2 separate regions of the Homo sapiens genome follow, and region 2 is linked to region 1. A link is an interaction called in ENCODE POLR2A ChIA-PET data of the cell type or tissue named here. Cell type or tissue: CD4-positive, alpha-beta T cell. All regions are shown on one strand.

The links. Peaks named below come from ENCODE experiments on the same cell type or tissue, not always from the same donor. Only the 100,000 strongest peaks of a DNase experiment are listed, where the experiment ranks them.
Region 2: POLR2A ChIA-PET joins it to region 1 with 17 read pairs; 4 of 35 experiments call an interaction of 5 or more read pairs at or near these places.

What each region holds. Positions count from the first base shown.
Region 1 is chr7:105,687,529-105,695,528 of GRCh38, reverse strand. The region is part of intron 3 of ATXN7L1 (ataxin 7 like 1); the gene reads left to right. Among named protein-coding and RNA genes, the nearest start is that of EFCAB10, 110 kb to the right of the region's middle. RefSeq lists enhancers at 1-221, 3,576-4,251, 4,252-4,927, 4,928-5,603, 5,604-6,279 and 1 more. In CD4-positive, alpha-beta T cell, CTCF peaks have their summits at 7,141 and 7,361; DNase peaks (open chromatin) are centred at 3,358 and 4,298; H3K4me3 peaks cover 1,944 bases; H3K27ac peaks cover 1,454 bases.
Region 2 is chr7:105,844,964-105,852,963 of GRCh38, reverse strand. The region is part of intron 2 of ATXN7L1 (ataxin 7 like 1); the gene reads left to right. Among named protein-coding and RNA genes, the nearest start is that of ATXN7L1, 28 kb to the left of the region's middle. In CD4-positive, alpha-beta T cell, no CTCF peak of the experiment used is centred here; a DNase peak (open chromatin) is centred at 3,313; H3K4me3 peaks cover 898 bases; H3K27ac peaks cover 2,558 bases.

The DNA.
Region 1 (8,000 bases):
TGGCATTTAGGTGAACTGATCAAATCAAAGGATGGGGTGCAAACTGGATCAAGACGATTGTTTTCCATTGAAATAGTAGCTCTGGAGTGCAGATGTCCGAAGCTCCCCCCACACTGTGGAAAGGAACCCTTCTGTGTTAGGCACATTCACTATGAAACACTAGAAAAGCCATGAAGACAGGGAATGTTGAGAAAATTGAGGGCGATGTTGTGCTTTTATTTTATTTAATGTTTATTTATTTTGAGACGGAGTCTTGCTCTGTCACCCAGGCTGGAGCGCAGTGGTGTGATCTCGGCTCACTGCAACCTCTGCCTCCTGGATTCAAGCAATTCTCCTGCCTCAGCCTCCCGAGTAGCTGGGACTACAGGCACCGGCCACCACGCCCGGCTAATTTTTGTATTTTTAGTAGAGATGCAATGGTGTGATCTCGGCTCACTGCAACCTCCGCCTCCCAGATTCAAGCAATTCTCCTGCCTCAGCCTCCTGAGTAGCTGGGACTACAGGCACCGGCCACCACGCCCAACTAATTTTTGTATTTTTTGGAGAGACAGGTTTCAGCATGTTGGCTGGGCTGGTTTCGAACTCCTGACCTCAGGCAATCCACCGCCTCAGCCTTCCAAAGTGCTGGGATTACAGGTGTGAGCCACCGTGCCTGGCTGAGGTTGTGCTTTTAGAGTCAAACAACTCCATTGGCCTTTTTAGTTTTATCATTGTTTTCTCTGGAAGCGCCATAGAGGGAAGCAAGGAGGGCCGGGCCAGGAGTTGGAAGACCTAGGGCTGTTTGTGGTTTGCAGTGTGGCCCTGGCCAAATCACATAGCCTCTCCAAATCCCAGTTTACTTGTCTGTGAAAATGGGAATAATAAAGTCTGCCCCTTTTAAGCTGCTTTGTGAATAATGAAGCTGCACACCAGCGTACATTATCGGCCATGAGGCTGAGACCCAGGATTGGACATCAGAAAGCTTTCCTGGGTGTGTAACTTGGGAAAGTCACAGGTTTCTCTGAACCCTGTTTCCCTCCTTCATAATGGGGGTAATAATAGCCGCCCTTCCCACCTCACAGGATCAAATAATGTAATGTGCATGAAAGAGACATAAACTGTGGGGTTTTAACCCACAGAAATCCTGGGGCTACTTTAACAGTTGCTGACCCCAAGGACAGGGCTGATTGAAGACTCACTTCTCAGCCAGGTGCAGTGGCTCACACCTGTACTCCCAGCACTTTGGGAGGCCAAGGCAGGTGGATTGCCTGAGATCAGGAGATCGAGACCAGCCTGGCCAACATGGTGAAACCATCTCTACTAAAAATATAAAAATTAGCCAGGTGCAGTGGCATGTGCCTGTAGACCCAGATACTGGGGAGGCTGAGGCAGGAGAATTGCTTGAACCCGGGAGGCGGAGGTTGCAGTGAGCCAAGATGGCACCACTGCACTCCAGCCTAGGCAACAGAGCGAGACTCTGCCTTAAAAAAAAAAAAAAAGGCTCACTTCTCCCTCAGGACCTGAAACTTCTCTCTTGCTGCATCCCTTCCACCCTCCTCCTTTCCCCACCCCAGACTTCTTGCTCCCGACTTCTTCCTCCCCTGCTCCTTCCTTGGTCTTGGATGTGCTAAGTTGCCTTTGCTCTTCTCCTGTGATGTATCAGGCAACTGCTGCATTTCACTCCAGGGTGGCTCCATTTCAGATCCCAGTGAAACAATTTCTATATATAGTTGGTAATAAAATGTGGGTTACTTTGAGGGGAAAGAGAAAGCCACTATGTGGGTTCCTGTTCACCACCATGGCGCTGGTGGCCCCGTAACCAGAAGAGCAACCTTTGCTCTCCAAAACAAAGGTGAAGCTGGCCCACAGTCACAGTGGCTTTTCCAAACAGCCTGTTTCTACTTACTCATTACTTTCCCCAAAACCTGTGGAGTGGGAAGGGGGTGACATTTTATTCTTCAAATTAGATGGATGGATGGATGGATGGATGGATGGATGGATGGATGGATGGATGGGGCATTAGATTTAAGTCCACCCAGCAATTTAAAATTTCTCACTCGGTCAGACACAGTAGCTCAAGCCTGTAACCCCAGCACTTTGGAGGCCCAAGCGGGAGGACTGCCTGAGGCCAGGAGTTCAGGACTAGCTTGGGCAACATAGTGAGATTCTGTCTCTACAAAAACTTTAAAAATTAGCCAGGCATGGTGGCAGACACCTATAGTCCCAGCTACTTGGGAGGCTGAGGCAGAAGGATTCCTTGAGCCCAGGAGTTCAAGGCTGCAGTGAGCTATGATGGCACCACTGCACTCCAGCCTGGGCAAGAGAGAAACCTTGTCTCTATTTAAAACAAAAACAAAAAAAATTTCTCACTCTTACGTCCACACCCAGGTTCTCTTGGAATTGTTTTCTGAACTCCTCAGGTAACTAAAATTTTATTTGGTTAATTCTCTTGGTCCTACAGTGAGATACTGCTTGATGCACTCTGGGAAAAATGGAAAAGCCTGTTAAAATAAGCAATTTAAGAAGTGTTTCTGCTGGGCATGACGGCTCATGCTTGTAATCCCAGTGCTTTGGAAGGCCAAAGCAGGAGGATCGCTTGAGGCCAGGAGTTTGAGACCAGCCTGGTGGCAAGACTCCGTGTCTACAAAAGATTTAAAAATTAGCCAAGGGCAGTGGTGCGGCTCCTTAGGAGGCTGAATCGGGAGGATCGCTTGAGCCCAGGAATTCAAGGATGCAGTGAGCTCTGATGGCACCACTGCACTTCAGCCTGGGTGGCAGAGCAAAAGGTCTCTAAAAAAGAAAGAGCTGGGTGCGGTGGCTCATACCTGTAATCCCAGCACTCTGGGAGGCTGAGACGGGTTGATCGCTTGAGGTCAGGAGTTCGAGACCAGCCTGGCCAACATGGCAAAACTCCATCTCTACCAAAAATACAAAAACTAGCCAGGCGTAGTGGTGCATGCCTGTAATCCCAGCTACTTAGGAGGCTGTGGCAGGAGAATTGCTTGAACCCAGGAGGCAGAGGTTGCAGTGAGCCAAGATAGCGCCATTGCACTCCAGCCTGGGTGACAGAGCCAGACTCCATCTCAAAAAAAGAAGGAAGGAAGGGAGGGAGGGAGGGAGGGAGGAAGGAAGGAAGGAAGGAAGGAAGGAAGGAAGGAAGGAAGGAAGGAAGGAAGGAAAGAAAGAAATTCATCCAGCATGTCCCTTTCTTCTCCTATGGGATTTACCAACTGACAAATTCTAGTGCTCCTGCCATCACCCCCACATGTGCAGCAAAGCCTCCACATTTGCAAAATCTAAGTCAATCTCTAAAAGATGCTTCGAGGAAGCACCCAGTTCCTTCTGCTAATAACCGCAGTGTGTCATGTGACACCTCCCCCTCCCCCAACCAGTTCTCTCTGAAAACTACCCACCCACCCCACCAATAAAGTAGCATGACGTCTGTCCTTCAGCTGCCAATATCTACATTTCCTTCAAGGTGGTAATCTTTTGCTTTTGTAATTTAAGTTCTTTTTTATTCGTAATTGTTACCCAATTGCTTTGGGGCTTGCATAAACAGTTAACAAAAACACCCGCACGAGGCAGCCGGTTCGCTTTCTGTGCTTGTTGTTCTTGGCACTGGGTCAGTTCTATGAACTTCTGGTGTCCAACTGGTAGGACCTGAAACTCCGTGTTTAACAAGTGCGTGTAGTCAAAACAGTTGGCGTGTGCAAGCGCGGATAGCTGGTATTGACTGCAGCTGGTCAGCCGTCGGGCTGTGCACCGTGCAGAATACCGTATCACGTTGCTCTGTTTGGGGCTGGGCTTTTGTTGTTGTTTAGTCGTTGCGATTTTTTTCCCTCCTTTTTCTTTCTCTCTCTCTCTCTTTTTTTTTTTCTTTTTTTTTTTTTTACTGACATCCGTGCTAATGTGGATCGCTTCAGGTTCCAAAAGTACAACATGTTTACAGTCGTCGTAGCATCAGATTAAGTTGGCAGCCTGAGTCTCTCTGTAAGTGGTTTTAGTTTACATTTCTTCTTCTAGCAGGATGTTTTGCATAATTTTGCTGATCCTAGGTTATTTATAGACTTTTTTTTGAAGAAACGGGGATGCATAAGAGTTTCTGTTCCAACTGTGGAAAGTGAAATTTGTTTCTCCACTTAGAGAAACGGCGGTGTATGTGCAGCAGAGGGTTATTTTAGCTCTTGATGATTAATTTCTTAGGGGTCACTTAATAACGTTCCCGAGAGTCCTAGGACGTGTTGTTTTCCTTTAGTCGTTCACAAACGGAGTAAAATGAAAGTAATGATGCCATTTCCTCTGGGGCGCTCCTCGAGGGTGGATGCAGTGATTGGGTATTGTTTCAAACGTCTGAAATGAGTTTACAGCGGTTGTTTTGTCAAACTCCTGGGAGCAGTGGCATTTGGTGACCCAAAACATGCCCAAGGGCTGGTCTGCAGGACTCAGAGTCACGGGGGAGGGGGACGGAGGAAGAACAGACACAGGGAAGTTACTGGACCTTAGTTTGTCCCCACCTAAATGACAGTGATATGCAGACATTTATAACATTTTTAAAAGGATGATTGACTGCAAGATGGCATATGGGCTCATGCTTTATCTGTGTGATTTTCTGGCCTGGTGGTAGCATCTTTGGGGGCCCGTGTGCATGTTTGAGTAAGAACTAAAGCTTAGCGAAAACACTAAGCCGGAATTAGCACTCTATAAAAGGGTTTCCCGTAATATTTACTAGAACAGTTGGCTAAAAATTGCCGTGCTTGTCCCACTGAATGGCTGTGTAATTAAATCAGCCCTTGATATCGTACCTTGAGCACCTCCCATCTCTGAGTCTGCCGCTCTTGGAATTTGCATGAGTAAGTAGCGCGTTCATCAGCATAATGAATGTGGAGTCCCAGTCTAATGGTCCGGGAGAACCTTGTAAATGAGACACTTCATTGTGCCTCGGGTTAAATATTTTAAACTAAACAAATCGCAAAAGAAGGAGAAGACGACAAACATCATTTAGGCCTCACGGAAGGCCTTCTGAGGAGCGGGTCTGCTTAGATCCAAGACCTTGAGTCCCACACAGATGGGTCCAACCCCACCCCCAGCATCACATGAATGAGAACGGACAGTGAAAACGGAAATTTCCAAGGTGGTAAATGTGACCATTAGGATGAGGCTTGACATAGTTCTAACTGCTGAGTGCTGCCAAGAGAGGCTTTCTTTTCTCCTCCATGTTTCTCTCATTCATATGAATGCTTTTTTTTGCTGGGCGCGGTGGCTCATGCCTGTAATCCCAGCACTTTGGGAGGCTGAGGCGGGCGGATCACCTGAGGTCGGGAGTTCGAGACCAGCCTGACCAACATGGAGAAACCCCGTCTCTACGAAAAATACAAAAATTAGCTGGGCATGGTGGCACATGCCTGTAATCCCAGCTACTCGGGAGGCTGAGGCAGGAGAATTGTTTGAACCCAGGAGGCGGAGGTTGCTGTGAGCCGAGAGCGCGCCATTGCACTCCAGCCTGGGCAACAAGAGCGAAACTCCGTCTCAAAAATAAAAAAAGAAGTGCCCTGTCTCCTTTAACCTTGCAGAGAATAATGATGAGGCTTCCTTGCTTTAGGCCTTTGACGTTTAGAGTCTGTCCTGTGCTTTCTCACACTGGCCCCACTGAGCTGGTGGGGGCCAAGTCCAGCCCTTTGGTCCTAGTAGGAAAAGCCTGGCTTTGGGGCCTGGCTCATACAGGGGAGCTGAGAAGCTAAAACTCGGGCTCGGACATGATCCATCGGACCTTCGCCTCCTCATGCCCCCATTTGCTCTGGGCTAACTGGCTATGACACGATGCTAAGGGACTCTTTGTTCTAATTTGATTCAAATCTGCCCCTGTGTGTGGGGCCTCTGTTCCACTTCCCCGTGCCTCCTCCGTATGTCTGGTTGGGACCGGGAGGACTTTCGGCCCACCTTCGTAAGGTGTCAAGCTTGAGGTGTGTGTTGGTTTGTATGCATCTCAGCTAGGAATGATTATGGGGGCTGCCCCCAGCTGTGTCAATCACCCCCACAGCCCAAGTGAATGGAAAGATGTGAAGAGAACCTATAGGCCTTTATGTTGGAGCTGGGAGGAGTGGCAGTAAATACTGAAAGGCTTTTGCATTTGAATGAGCTAAACCCTCCCACCCTGCCATCCTTGGGAAAGTAAAGGCCTTTCAGCTCTGTCTCCTAGAGCACGTTGCCCCTCCCAGGCCCTCCAGACATTGGCCTGCCAATATCTTAGAAACACCCTCCTTCCTCACTTTGATTCTTCCCTCCACCCCAGCCCCAGTGACATAGCTGCTGTTTAAACTTAATTGATCCGGGGCAGCTGGGCACCTTAGCAGCAGTGAGCATTTGTGAGCCCACTCCTTCTCTCTTGGCCCCAGGGGAGTGGTTCTGTCCACCCTACACTCCGGGAAGACCAAGGCACCCAGGCAGAACCTAGAGACCAGTGAATTCCCAGCCAAAGGCAGCACTGAGCCAGATGGTCTGTGTAATTTCGTCAAACCTTTGGGAGTCTGCTAACAGCGACCTCACTTTGCCATAGTCCATTCACCCCCAAGGTCTTGTCTTTTCTGGAACAACAGCCATGACATATACATTAATTAGAACCAGTAATCAGATTACTTTTTGGGTAAGAGGTGAAACAAGAAAGTAAGCTGATAAAAGGAGTTGATCACTCCCAGACTATGACCTGGAGTCATACATTTTCAGACCAGCTACTCACACCTGCTCCGTGTACTTGTAGACTACTTCAGCTTCAGGACTTCAGGGCAGGCAGACTGCCAGTTATCAGGGTTTAGGAGATTTGTCCCACCTTGACCTTGCTGTTACTGACCATGGGTTCTTGGGCTTTTGGTGCAATAGAAATGAGGCGAAAAGAGTCTTCCCAGACAAGGCTTCATTGGCGCTTACGCCAGGGCATAAGGTAGAGAGAGAGAGAATTCCCTGACTGACCCTCTGAAAACAGCCGATTGGGATTTTTTTTTTTTTTTAATTGACACAGGGTCTTGCTCTGTGTTGCCCAGGCTAGAGTGCAGTGGCACGATCACGGCTCACTGCAGCCTCTACCTCCTGGACCCAGGTGATCCTCCCACCTCACCCTCCCAAGTAGCTGGGGCTACAGGCATGTGCCACCATGCCCAGCTAAGTTATGTATTTTTAGTAGAGATGGGGTTTCCTCCATGTTGCCCAGGCTGGTCTCAAACTCCTGAGGTCAAGCCATCCACCCGCCTCAGCCTCCCAAAGTGCTGGGATTACAGGCATGAACCACCGTGTCCGTCCCCAGTTGGGATTTTTTTTATTAGGCGAAGTACAGGAATTGATATCAGGGTAGGGTATGCAGGCTGGGCTGGGCAACGCATGTGAGGGTTAGGGTATGCAAGTCAATGTATCTGGTTGTGATGATTATCTTGAGTCATGGGCCACCTGGTGGTCTAGCCGGCAACAACAAGGCTATAAATCAGTTGTTCAGCATTCCTTCCTGAGGTGGGACACTCCGCAACCTTGGTTCCATATTTTGGATCTCTTCAGTCCAGTTCCTGGAATTCTTTAAGTAAAAAGCATGGTTAAACATTATGAGAGCACCGAAGAACAATATAGAATGGCTCTTTTCTTTGTATGACTAAAGCCTTGGGGTGAGTGGGTATGGTGTCAGTGAGGTAGTGGTGTGGGTCTCATGGTCAGTGGGAATGCATGAAAGAATGCTCTTCTGCGGGTAGCTGAAGCCAGGCCACATTCCTGCTCTGTCACACTGCTCTGAAACACAGCCCAAGGAGGAGGATGCATCCGAGCTGCACCTAGGCCTCTGCCTCCATCCTATACTTTTTCTCCCTGATCTAGTGAACTTGCATGGTTTTTAGGTATTGGTCTTGGTATGATAGGGCTGTCATAACAAAATGAAACAGCCTGGGTGGGTTCAACAACCAAAGTTTATTTTCTCATGATTCTGGAAGCTGGAGGTCCAAGATTAAGGTGCCAGCAAGTTTGGTTTCTCCTGAGGCCCCTTCTTGGCT
Region 2 (8,000 bases), 160 kb before region 1:
TGTGTGTCCTTTTGCGACTCGTTTCTTTCACTGAGCGTAATGTTTCCAAGGTTAATCGATGTTGTAGCATGTACCAGAATTTCCTTCCTTTCAAAGGTTAAATAATATCTCATCGTATGTATATTTGACATTTTATTTATCCAATCATTTGGGCATTGTGAATAATGCTGCTGTGAATGCGGGTATACCTGTTTCCATCTGTGAGTGGGTCAAATGTATACCTGTTTCTATCTGTGAGCGGGTCAAACAGAGACCTGGAGAGAACTGATGTGACTGGGATGATGCTTCAGTCCTTCCGAGATAAGCCAGCCGAGGTGCACCTCTCCATCAGAGCTGACAGGAATGTGTGTGCGGAAGGGCCCTGTGCAGGATTGCTGGCCGAGGGGTCAGATCAAGCTGGCACTCTGCTTGCCAAACTGTGCGCCCCCTGTGCTGCATCTGACCAGAGAGGGTGCCTTTTTCTAGCTTGCACAAAGGTCCTTGCTTCATGGTCTGGAAGAGTCCTGCCAGAGCTGAAAATCTGAGAGGCCAGGATCACACAAGGCCACTAGTGCTTTTGCTTTCCAGGGAGGAGGCAGCAGATTGCTGGGCAGAGGTTGTATAGGGAGGGTTAGGAAGGCTGAACTAACTGGGTCAAGATTCCTGGGATTGGGTCTCCCTCTGTCAGAAAACAGGGCAACCTTGTGCAATTACAGAGCAAGTCCTGGTGATCTCCATCTGTGAGATGAGGGGAGGACTGTAAGGTCCCTGCCAGTAGTATAGGGCTGCCTGTCAATAAAGAACTGGCAAAATTCATGGGGGACTAGAGAGAGGCAGGGGCAAGCCTCTGGGAACAGGGTATGGACGACATAGAACAGGAAGGTGATGGAACTTCACAGAGGGAGGATGGTACAGAGAACTTAGAAATCTGAGAGCCAGGGAAGCGCCTCATAGAAAGTGTGATAAAGTAAACAGCTACATTCTTTCTGACCAAAGATGGTGGTGGAAGGAGGAGGAGAGAGAAGTAGTGGCATTGATCCTTCATAAAATTATTCAGCACTTACTGTGTACAGACACAGAATAGAGGGTGCAAGAGGGAAACAGAATCGTGATTCTTCACTTGTGCCCTGTGAAGCTCTCCTGTTGCATGAAGAATTGCAGAGGTGTGAGGGCGTGTTTTGTGTGTGCACATTTCTCCTGGGGATGGTTCTGTGGTTTTTCCTTTTCCTTTCCTGTGGACTTCTTCGCCCTTTCAACAACAACAACAACAACAAAATGTTTAAAGAAATTTACAGCTTGTGGGGGAGACACACCTGTGCCCAGAAATAACAAGGGGGTGAGCCACATGGGAGGGGGATGGAAACACGTGAGGAATAAGCTTGCTGCTTTAAAAGTTGCATTTTGGTGTTAGGGTTTGTGATACATGCAAATCTCCTGAGGAAGAGTCCTCCCTGTTTGGGGTAAAGGGCTGGGGACAGCCACTTGCAAATCTAGCCCTATTGACATGATTGGTGTTTGGATTTTTACTGGGAGATAGACTGACAGAGATACAGAGAAAGACTGGTAATATGTATGCTAGCTGGAGAAGCCACCTTTCAGTCCCATCTCTGCGTATAGTTGATCGTCGAGGAACTCGATGGTGCAGGGGGAAAGGCGTAGCTTTGCAGTCAGACCTTAGCTAACTTCTTGGCCCTGCTGCTTGCTTGCTGTGTGACTTTAGGCTAGCTACCTTGCCTCTCTGTTCCTCTGCTTGCTCATTTGGACAACAGGACCAGACCTAGGAAGATTAGGGATAAGTCACCAGCTGCCATCCTATAGATGGTCAGAAAAATGGTAGCTGGTATTATTGCCTGGAGGAGAGGGCAGGTCTGAGAAATCCAGTGGTTTCCCTGGGTTAGTTTCAGGGTTGTAAATCATTGTGGGATACACATAAAAAACGAGCCAGAATTTGAGAGCAAGGGGAGGGAGGTGTTGTGGGAAGTTGAGTTTGGAAGTGTCTAGGTGAAGAGGTAAGTTATAAGGAAGCGGGGCAGCAGGAAGGAATAAGAACTGAAGTGACATATCCTGGGGGCAGAGATGGCTTTCTGCCCCTTTTGATATTGACTTTCATTATCTCTGAGATCTGTCTGTATCTTGTCCTCCAGCTCAGCCTACACACCAGGGCCCCCACTGAGGGCATTTGCAGAGTCTGGGGAGATGGGAAACCGGGAGCTCCTGAGAGGGACTCTCTTGCAGGCAAGTGAGGATCACTTTCCAAACAGGCAGGCCATATGGAGCATGGGTACCCCTTCTGTGCAGAAGGAGACACCACAGTGTCTTGCAGCAGAAGCCCATGCTCGCTCTGTGCTCGTTCTTCAGGAGGCACAGGGATCAGTGCTAGGCCTCTTAAGTCAGAGAGATCTGGGTTCAGCACAGAGGAAAGTCCTATAACCTCTCACAGCCTTATTTTTCCCATCTGCTTAATGGGATATCACAGGTAGCTCATAGGGTTGTTGGCAAAGTTGAAGGAAGTGAACACACAGCATTTAGCTCAATGCATGGCCCATGGGAAATGCGCAGTGAACATTTCCTTTGGTTGCCATTGAGTAGCCCCTGGAACAGAGGACTAGGGGGTGTCCTTCAGGATGAGCTTCCTCATGGTCCTCTCCTGTGGGAACAGTGTGCTGGTGAAGGCTGTATTCCCGATGCCATGGGGCATGACAGGCATGAGGAAATGACATCTGGAAATGGTCCTTAAACCAGGGCCCTAGGCAGGGAGCCAGGAGTGTGCAAACGTGGTGGCACATCTTTCAGAATGTCAGTTCAACTCTAATTCTACAGGAAAGTATTTTTTTATCATTATATTTCATCAACTCTAAGATGCCATTTATCAGAAAATACATTGTTATTTTATGTAACACTGAGAAAAAGCACTGCCAATTAAACTACAGCCACTGTGGATTCTAAGACATCCTGATTTTAAAGATGTTACAATGGAAGTGGGGGTGAGTGCAGCTTAGAATTAATAAAATACAGTAGGGCAAAAATAGAGTATCAAGGAAAATTTGCATTAATTTTTAAGATAAAGCATGAAATTTGAAGAGTCACAGAAAGCTCTTGTGGTAGCCTCAGAAGGTGCAGGTATGTGTGAACTTGCCAGCCCATCAGGGCAACTCTGTTTAAAGAGCTGAGAGCAGCTGGGGCTTAATCTGCCTCTAAGTTCAGATGGGAAGCAGGAGGGAAGGAAGTGGCCCAGACTTCAGAGCACCCATTGTCATTCAGGGGCCTGAACATCCTCAGGGAGCCCCAGTGACCTCAGGGCCCCTGGTGAATCATTTGTGTTCACTTCACTTAGAAGGAAAATCAACATACAGCACTTTCAGGAGGAGAAGAGGTGTCATGAAACCAAGCAAACAATGGCTACACCTCCAAGAGGGTGGGAAACCACAGGACGGCACCACCCTGTAAGAGAGGCAGCTTCCTGTGACTTGTTGTCTTTCAGTACAGCCTGCATGACCCATGAGCAGCACATCTTCTAGCGGGGGCCCAGCCCTGGTGTTTTGGTGTTTGGGTGGAGATTCAGGGAGAAAACCAGGCTTGACCCTCTTGCCCTTAAGAATTCCTGCGCATCTCAGGTCTGTCAGAAGGGATCTGGTTACACTAACTTCTTGCCAGAGCCCTCCCCACCTGCATATCACTACGTAGGGACGGACTCTGGGCAGTTGTGGTGTTGTCAAGGAGTGACGCCCTGGTGTGGTGACCAGCCTTCTGCCACCTCCTTGGCAGGGAAGTGAAATCACACCTCCAAGCCCTGTTGAGATTGTCCATCTCCTCTCAGGCCAGTGGTGATGGCCTGTCCCCTCTGATGGACTAATAATAGGGTGGTGATAATGGTGCAATAATGGTCAAATTCAGTGGAGCAGTTTTATTTTCAGACTGCTGTGTCGTGGGGTTAGGAGTGGAGGATAAGCCTTAGGTCATGGGACTTGCAGGTGGAGGAATGGAGGTGAGGAGACCAAGTGATCCACTGGGGTGATAGCTAGTGGCAGACCTGAGTCTAGAGCCATGCAGTGCAGGGAGAGGGCCCAGAGAGGAGCAGAAAGCAGTGACCCAGCCCTGAGAACACACTCTGGGCTGGCAGGCTGAGGGAACTGGAGGCTAGAAGAATAGTCACTGGGCCGAGGAGCAGCATGCTCTAGGCTGGGTGCACGGAGCTGCAATCATGGAGGGCCTGGACCTCCATGAGTAGATTTATTTAATGATGCTTTTTCTTCATGCAAAAGTGATATGTGATCACTGTAGAAGATGCACATCAACAAAAGAAGAAAAAAGCTAGCCTATACCCCTGTCATCTGGAATTAACCAGTGCTGACCTTTTGTTTGTTTCCTGTAACTTACAAAAATGGGATAATTTTGTATTATGTTGATTATGGTGAGTACCTTTCCTAGTTATTAAGTATTCCATTGTAAATGTATTTCATAATTTATTTAACTAATTCCCTGTCATTGGATATATTGGTTGTTTTCAGGTTCTCATTATTAAAAATAATATTGCAATCAAATGAATATCCTTGTAGCTAAATTTTTGCACACATTCATGATTATTTCTAAAGCATAAATTCTTAGAAGTGGAATGCTGAGTCTAAGAGTGTGCTGTTTTTGAGGCTTTTGATACTCATTGCTAAATTGCCCTCTAGAAATATTGTTCCAATTAATACTCCCATCAGGAGTGTATGAGAGTGGCTGTTTTCCCAACTCTGGCCAATATCTCACCAAAGATTGTCAGATATTTGATGATTTAATAAGTTCAAATGTTATCTTATTTTAGTTTTCATTCTTATGATTACTAATAAGGTTGAACATTTCGTTAGCTTTGTGTATGTTCTTATATGAGTTGCTTTTTCATGGTTTTTGCTTAATTTTCCATTGGCCTATTAATCTTTTTTCCCATTGTTTTCTAAGAGCCCTCTATAGATTAAGGCTAACTTACCCATGTCTGTCATATTTGGATCACATGAGTTTTAGGAAATCTTAATGCTCAAACATTTTCTATCCAATCTTGCCTATAGGACCAAAGTAGCTAGGAAAATAGAAATTTCCAGATAATTCTCAAACCACATGGCAGGTGTTACTGAATGCTGGCAGGGGCCATTTCGTATGAATAGTTATGCTGACAAGACAGTACTAATAATAAAAACTACCATTTACTGAACAACTATTATATGCCAGGCACTTTTCATATATATTAGCCTTTCAGTCTTATCACCCTGCAAAGAGCCGAGTAAACTGGGGCAGAGAAAAATTAAGAAGCTCTTTTAAGATCACACAGCTAATAAGTGGCAGAGCCAGGATTTGAACCTGGATCTGTTCATCTCTACCACCCATGTACTTTCTACTGTCCTGAGCTCTTGTTCTTGGGGTAAACAATAGTTTTACAGTTTAGGTCTTCCTTAGCACCATCCACATCTGGACCTGTTGGTTGGCTCTAGAAGAGTCAACCCTGCCCTGATTTTACCTGCCCTTGCTGCTGTACATTATTTCTCAGCTGGACCTGTTCTCTAGGCTTCCAGCCTGCATGCTTTCTCCTTGTTGCTAGAGGTCCTGTCTGACTGTTTTGCTACTGATAAAGAAGCCCAAAAGATACCAGGATATGATTTCTCTCTCAAATTTCAGGATCAAAAGTTAAAACTAGATCCATCCAGTCCTTAATCTAGTGGCCAACTCCCAATGTTCTCACCCATCAAGCCAAGAAGTGAGTTGGAGTGCACATGGTAACTGGTCTTCAGAGGTGCCTTTTCAGGGAACACGCCTCCCATGTAGTCTCTTCTCTGTGACGCTTGGCTCACCCTGTGACACACTTTATGTATGTGTTTTAATAATTGCCATTAAGATATAATTCATATGCCACAAAATTCACTCCTTTAAAGTTGTTTTTGGTATTAATATATTCACAAGTGGTACAACCAACACCACTATCTCATTCCAGAACATATCTGTTAGTCCCGAAAGAAACCTTGTACCCATTAGCAGTTGCTGACCATTCCCTCCTCCCCTCAGTCCCTGGCAACTACGAATCAACTTTCTGTCTCTATGGATTGCCCAGTTCTGAACATTTCGTATAAATGGAATTATATAATATGTGGCCTTTTATGTGTGGCTTCTTTCACTTAGCATAATGTTTCAGGGTTCATTCATGTGGTAGCAGGTATCAATACCTCATTCCTTTTTGTAGCTGAACAGTATTCCACTGTAGGATATGCTACATTCTGTCTATTCATTTACCAGTTGATGGACATTTGGATTATTTTTACCTTCTGGCTATTTTGAATTGTGCTGCTGTGAGCATGTGTATAAGTTTTTGTGGACATATGTTTTCTCTTGGGTATATACCTAGGAGTGAAATTGCTGAATCATATGGTAACTCCATGCTTAATTTTTTGAAGAACTGTGAAACTGTTTTCTAAAGCAGCCGCACCATTTTAAATTCCCACCAACAATGTATGAGGGTTCTAATTTCTCTATATCCTTACCAACATTTGTTATTATCAGTCTTTTTTATCATGGCCATCTTAGTGGGTTTTAAGTGGTATTTCATTGTGGTTTTGATTTGCATTTTCCTGATGACTACATGATGTTGACCATCTTTTAATGTGCTTGATGGCACCTATTGGCCATTTTTACAAATTTTATTTCTTTTAGAGACAGGGTCTCGCTGTGTTGCCGACGGTGGCTTCAATCTCCTAGGCTCAAGCGATCCTCCCACCTTAGCATCCCTAATAGCTATTAGATTATTTCTCTTTAAGTTTTAAGAATTCTTTATTTATTCTGGATATGTATAAGAAATTATATATTTCTTATCAGATATAATTTGCAAATATTTTTCCCTTCTGTGGGTTGTCTTTTTTGCTTTCTTGATGATGTCCTTTGAAGCACAAAAGCTTTTAATTTTGATGATGTCCTGTTTATCAAATATTTCTTTTATTGCTTACACTTTTGGTGTTATATCTAAGAAACCATTGTCTAATTTCAGGTCACAAGATTTGCTCCTATGTTTTCTTCTAGGAGTTTTGTAGTTTTAGCTCCTACATTAGATCTATGGTGTCTTTCGAGGTATGTTTTTGTACATGGTGTGAAGTAGGGGCCAAAATTCTTTTTCATGTGGCTATCCAGTTGTCTCAGCATCATTTTTTGAAAGAGACTATTCTTTGTTCCATTGAATTGTCTTGGAACTCTTGATGAAGATCAGTTGACCATAAATATGAGTTTATTTCTAGACTCTCAGTTCTGTTCCATTGATCTATATATCCTAATGCCAGTAACACACTATCTTGGATACTGTGGCTTCATAGAAAGTTTTGAAACTGGAAAGTATGAGTCTTCCAACTTTGTTCTTTTTCAAAATTGTTTTGGCTTTAAACAATAGGAACTTCTTGAATTTCCATATGAATTTTAGGATTACTTTGTCAATTTCTTCAAAAAAAAAAAAAAAAGACTGGGTACTTACAAAGATTACGTTGAATCTGTAGATCAGTTTAGAGAATGCAAACCATCTTAGCAACATTAGGTCTTCCAACGCATGAACATGGGAAGGCTTTGTATTTACTTAGATCTTAATTTCTGTCAACTGTATTTATAGTTTCCATGTACAAGTCTTACATCTCTTTGGCTAAACTTATTGGTAAGTATTTTATTTTTGATATTATTGTAAATGAAATTGTCTTCCTAATTTTACTGATTGTCCATTGCTAGTGTGTAGAAATACAACTGAACTGATTTTTTTTTTTTTTTTTTTTTTTTTTTTGAGACAGAGTTTTGCTCTGTCACACAGGCTGGAATGCACTGGTGCAATCTTGGCTCACTGCAACCTCCGCCTCCCAGGTTCAAGCAATCCTCCTGCCTCAGCCTCCTGAGTAGCTGGGATTACAGGCACCCGCCACGATGCCCGGCTAATTTTTGTATTTTTGGTAGAGACAGGGTTTCACCATGTTGGCCAGGCTGGTCTCAAACTTCTGACCTCAGGTGATCCTCCCACCTCAGCCTCC